Linked DNA regions of Mus musculus: region 2 is linked to region 1. The links are chromatin contacts, found by Hi-C or POLR2A ChIA-PET in ENCODE. All regions are on one chromosome and are shown on one strand. The core of a region is the stretch at or near the end of the contact, and the rest is flanking DNA. Distances in the headings are between cores, read along the strand shown. Region 1 holds the start of Hoxc13 (homeobox C13). Region 2 holds the start of Hoxc8 (homeobox C8).

The links. Hi-C counts contacts between places; a loop is a spot of excess contacts on that map. ChIA-PET counts read pairs that join two places held with the same protein, here RNA polymerase II (POLR2A).
Region 2: a map of ES-E14 shows a loop between it and region 1 (2.0-fold over the local background). The contact joins the promoter of Hoxc8 here to the promoter of Hoxc13 in region 1. A Hi-C loop is called at or near these places in 1 of 37 maps with a recorded cell type or tissue (ES-E14). POLR2A ChIA-PET finds 5 or more read pairs at or near these places in 2 of 5 experiments (both embryonic stem cell).

The regions. Positions count from the first base shown.
Region 1 is chr15:102,919,705-102,922,549 of GRCm38, reverse strand. Hoxc13 (homeobox C13) reads right to left here and starts at 1,419. Exons shown (of 2, transcript NM_010464.2): 1 at 633-1,419. The coding sequence starts at 1,362.
Region 2 is chr15:102,989,046-102,991,962 of GRCm38, reverse strand. Hoxc8 (homeobox C8) reads right to left here and starts at 1,424. Exons shown (of 2, transcript NM_010466.2): 1 at 748-1,424. The coding sequence starts at 1,183.

The DNA of each region.
Region 1 (2,845 bases), core at 170-2,669:
AGGAGAGGATTCAAATCTTACACATTCCCTCTACAGAGATTTTTAAAAATCTCTTCTGTGCTCTTATAAAACATTCATGGTTAAATTTAAAAAGAAAAAAAATTGTACATTTCTATAGGCTCTGGAGAATTAGATCCCCATTTTAATGCTATAGTATCTGGTGGTTGACAGCTCCTGAAAACTCGGGCAAGGTAAAGGTTCTTATACTCTCCCCAAATCCCAACTATCCACTGGGTTGAGGGTTTTGGACTAAGTTCCAAGACACCAGAGGCCCAACCCCAACCCATTCCTGGCTGGAAGCGGATTTAGGGGCCAGGATCCCTGAATGAGGCTGGAGCAGGCTGGGGGAGGAGGAGGCGAGCTCCCGACCAGAGCCGAGCCGAGCCGGCGCTCGGGCGCCTCTGATTGCTTCACTCTGGACCCGGCAGCTCCGGGGAACGTGTCGGAGCAGATTTCTTCCCCAGCGCATTCCTCAGCATAGCTCGCCCGGCCGGCTCCATCGACAGCCTAGCCGAGCCGGCGCGCCGGGGCCAGACGGCGGGGGTGGCTGAGGCGCGGAGCCGCGGGGCAGGCAGGGCGGGGAGGGGTCCCTGGCGGCGGCGGCGGCGCCGCCGCTCAAGCCCCTTCCTTACCTGGGAAGGGAGACTTCCAGAGGTGGGCGGACTGCGACTGCTCCTTGGAGCAGTACACCTGACTGTCCCAGCCATTGGAAAGAGCCCAGTGCTGGTAGCCTTCAACAGGGATGAGCGCGTCGTGACGCGGCTCCGGGTGCCCGCTGATCCCAGGCACCACCGACACGTCCAGGTAGCCGGGCATTGCCTGGTAGGAGCTGGCGAAGCTGGGGTAGAAGGCGAACTCCTTAGCCCTGGAGGACAGGTCGTCACCAGGCAGCGCGCCCGACGGCTCTGGGTACTTGTCCCCCGGATGGTAGGCGCAAGGCTTCTGCTGCAGGTTCACGTTGTGCGACAGGCGGCAGCCGTAGTAGCTGCCCCCAAATGGGTAACCATAGCCCAGGGTGGCGCTGGACGAGGTGGGGGGCGCCGGCGGTGGGGCGCATTGGCGCGCCGCCTCCGGGGCTGGGATGTCCGTGTAGACGGCGCCCTGAGGGGCACCCAGAGGAGCCGGCGGGCGGGCCAATACAGGGTGCGGGAGCAGGTCGCGGCAGTGGCTGGCCGGGCAGCTACCGCCCAGCCCGTCCATGCTCGGGGCTTTGCCGGGGCTCGCTCCGCTGCAGCCACCCCCCGCGCCGCCCGCGCCGCCGCCTCCCCCGCCGCCGCCGCTGCCGCTCTCCGCCGCGCTGTCCTCATAGACGTACATAAGGCTCTCCGGCCAGCGCGGGTGCAGGAGCAGCGAAGTCGTCATGACATGATCTGCTCCAGCTTTTTAAAAACTCCACTTGCCAGAGGCAGCGAGCTAGGGAGACACCTCGCTCTCTTTTTCCCTCCCCCATCCCTCCTCCCTTCTCTCTCTCTCTCCACCCCTCCCCTCCTCCCCCCGCCACCCCCCCCCCCGGTGCTTCCCCCTCCCTAGCCGCATTCCCACTACGCATGCGGACACACTTCATTAAGAAATCCGGCGACTCCCGCCCTCCTCACCATAGCACGCCCCTGGTTCCCACGTGACCACAGCCGCTGCACGTGATGCTAAGCCTGGGTCTCCTGGGGTTCCCTCCCCGGGAGATGGGGCGGGGCGGAAAGAAATGAGAACTTTGTTGATTGGCTCACTGGAAAGGAAAAGGAGGAGAGAGCTGGGAGATTTAAAGGGACGGGCAACGCCCCCTAGGCAAGCCTTGTTAGGGGAGGGGGGCAGAGAGGCTTAATTTGGCCGACGCAAAGGGACCTAGGGAGAAGAGGATGGCTCCTCCTCCTAGGCTCTGGACTGAGAGACGCTGAGAGGCTCCGGTTCTCAAACAGATGGCTTTGACTACCGAAGTCTCTAAATTGGGGCTTGGAGCTGAGAATGGAGGCAAACCTGGAATTTTAGTAATAATAGTAATAGTAATAATAATAATAATAAATCTAGCTAGGAAGGCTCCAGCTGTGGCAGTCAGCTCACGGCGGACAAGGACCTCACCGAGCCTTTGGTGCCGAAACCAGAGTCTCAAACTCCGACCTCAGAGGCTTTCCCCAAAGCCCCAGTTTGTCTGGAAAAGGGCTCTCTCCTGTATCAGACATGATTGGGCGATTGGATTTCCCAAATGCAGACTTCGTCCCGATGTGGGGAGAGAAATGATGAAATACACTCAGCGAGAAGCAGAGGCTAACGGAGAGGGGCAGAAGGACAGATTGCCATTTCAGCATACAAAAGGGATACCGGAGACTCCCCCCGCCCCCACTCTCAAAGAAACAGAAGCAGATTCTGACTGAGCAAAAGGAAAGGCCGGGATGCTTGCAAGAGTCTCTTTGGGTTCACACAAGGAACTGTAGAAAGCAGAGAAAACCTGCCGCTCTTTAAAGGGACTTCTGACAGGTGCAACTCCAAACATACAAGTACAAGACCACCCCCCCTCCTCAATGGCTTGGGCTGATGGGGTGATAAGCGCTAAGGAGCCAGGCAGCTTAAGTTTAAGCTGCCTTATTCCCAGTTTCCTTTCAGGATCACTCTTGTTCAGGCAGAGTACTTAGATCCCGAACTGTCTTCTATGTCAAGAACAAATTAGCACCAAGTTACTGATTTTTATAACACTCACTTTTTTCTGCGCCCCCCCCCCCACTGGTTAGGGCCTCAGTAGAGTCACCCCTTTGCAGAGGGGCATCTCCATGGAATTGTGCCAAGCTCCCTTTCACACATACCCCTCCCTGAGGAGAAGAAGTAATAAAGAGCGAGCGAGAGAGCAGGAAAAAAA
Region 2 (2,917 bases), core at 175-2,674, 69 kb before region 1:
CATGACCTAAACAGCTTTCCAAGAGACTCCATAGTTCTTGATTGGCGGGTAGCCTGACTCGAGTACCCTGGATCTCAGAGGCCCCTACTTGGTATGACCCCTCTCTCCTTTTGAGCAATCATTTTCCTCTTCTCGGGCTTTCAGTCTTCTCTTCAATTGGAGGAAGTACAGAAAAGTTGGGGTAGTGGCCTTCAGGCTGCTTCTCTGAGGGGAAGAAGTGACAATCCTAGAGAGGCAGAATGCTTGTCCTTGGGAGAGGGGAGGTCTTGCCCCTCTCCCTGACTAGGGGGAGATAGCAAAGGGTCTCCTTTTCACCCAACAGTCTGGTCACTGTCTTGGGATGGCTGGCGTTGGGAAATGTCTTTGGGAAAACTGGCTACCAACCCCAAAGACTGATAACCTCAGTTTACTTAGGGTGTCCTTGCCAGCCATCTCCCCAACTTTGGCTTTACAGATGGGAAGAAGGAGAGACAGAAGGAATAGAGAAAACGATTTTTAACCCTTTGCACCCACAAGTCACCTTTCCCCCACCTTCACCCCAACAAGCACAATGTCTCAGGCACCCCACGCTCCACCCCCAGCCAAGCCTTTCAATCTCCCAGGAACCCACCCAGGCACGGGAGTGGAGTGGGAGAGACCCCCAAAGCCAGGAAGGAAAGCGAGCTAGGGCAGACAAAAAGGAGGCGAGGGAGGGGGGAAGACCCCGGAGCGCGGGAGACCAAGGGGGAAAGAGAAAAGGCTTCTCACCGTGGGGTCTCATCCATGGAAACATGAGGCTGGGAGACGAGTTCTGATTTAAGTGGCCTTGTCCTTCGCTACTGTTAGTGTTGGCGGAGGATTTACAGTCGGGATATTGCACCACGCTCGCCTCTTGCTGAGCCCCATAAAGGGACTGTCTGGGGAGCGCCTCGTAGCCATAGAATTTGGAGGCGTCTCCGTGGCAGCTCAGCGAGCATGGGTTCTGCTGGTAGCCCGAGTTGGAGATGCCGGAGGTGCCGTGGTGGAAGAAGTCTTGGACGTGGTGCGAGGCGTGCTGGAAACCGGGCGCGGAGCCGCCGGGCCCGTACACCAGCGCATGGCTTCTGCCCACGCTCTGAGGGAACCGGCAGTCGTAATAGGCCGGTTCCAGGGACTCGCCGCCTTTGTATTTGGAAAACAGGGGGTTGACGAAGTAGGAGCTCATGCTGGGTACATGAAAACCCGCGGCCCCCTCCCCTTGGATCACGCTCCCCCGCCGGGTATCCCCGAAACTCCCCTCCCCCCGGGACCGAACCCCAAGCTGGCCGGCTCCCCCGGGCTGGACTGCTGGGCTGGGGGCTGGGCAGGTGGGGGCGCGGTGCCGGCTGCGGGCTCGGGCGGCTGCAGCTCTCTGCTCACTGTCGGTAGGTAGAGCGCGCGCTCTCACTTAGCTCTTTCCTCTAACAGCCCAGGCGAATTCCTCAGACTCCCGGCGGTGGCGGCGCTTACACGCGATTCGCGTTCATCAATCCACGACATGAAGACAGGCGAGCGAGCGAGCGAGCGAGCGAGCAAGAGAGAGAGAGAGAGAGAGAGAGAGAGAGAGAGAGAGGGAGAGGGAGAGGGAGAGAGAGAGAGAGAGAGAGAGAGAGAGAGAGAGAGAGAGACTGGGGGAGAGGGGGTTCAGGGCTGGGGGGGGGGACCTGGAGGAGAGGGAGGGAGGAGAGGCGAGGAATGGGGGTGTGGTGTGTGTAGGGGGTGGTGAGCCAGCCCTAGCTAATGGACAAGGCCAGCTTTTCCAAGGTGTGCACTCTAGTTTGAAGGTGTTCCCCCTTTTCTTTCCTTTTTGAGAGATACCTGAGCCATCAGGTCAACTCAGGTTACCTCAACAGGTAGAGGACCCCCAGGAGGTGAGAGTTAGTAAGTCAGGGCTGAGCCTGCAATCCAAAAGATGAGTTCTCTGAGGTTCCTTAAGTCTGAGGACTCTGAGAAGCCCAGCATGGTGATCATGTACCCCAAACCCTTCAGCCTGCACAATCTCCAGCCTCTGGTCTCTCTTCAAGGTCTGGAGCTGCTCTGTCATTTTTATATCCTGGGGACTCTTGTCTCTTGACTGCTCTTGGGGGGCACTCTATATGCCTCAGCATGACCTATAGAAAGCAACCTCTCCAAGGAGTAGGGAACCCCAATAGGCTTGGCTGGGAGAACCTGAGAGCAAAGCTGTTTATGGGGACTCAAAGGAATAGTTTGTGTGCCCAGGTTTCTGTCTAGCCCAACTCAAGAGATTTCATTTTTGGAGATTACAGCTGGACTGAAGGGTGCAAAAGAGTAGACCTCTTACTGGTTCTCATAAACCACCATCCCTTAGGAAATGCCAGCTCAACCTAGAGGGGCCCTCAGGATTCCCTGCACACACAAGCCCTTCTCCAGGCAGGCTGCCCAGGCCAGGATGTGGAAGGGAACTGTCAACAGACACTCTTTAAATATTTACCCACACTTTCTGGGCGGGGGCAGCATCCCCATGCCCAAGACTGGACAAATTCAAGTTAATTCTAATGGAAAAAAAATAACCAACACCCTTCTCTGGCCATGGTGTTTGCAGTTATGTGGGCTTAATTCAGAGAGAAAAGAGAAGAAAGCATAAGAACAATGTGTGCGTGTGGGCTATTGTGCTCATGAAGATGAATAAGAATGATTTTTCCCCCTGTCTTCTTCCTCTACAGTATGTGAGGCCACCTTGGAGCACACTCCAAACACACACACACACACACACACACACACACACACACACACACACTGTATGTACTGTATGTATGTATGTATGTCTCTTTATCCCGGGATAAAGAGACACACCAAGTGCTAGTTCATTTTACACTACCCATACTCATTTCTGGAAGTGGCCACTCTGACTTACAGACCTGTACATACATATGCACACCAGGCACATTCACATAGTGCT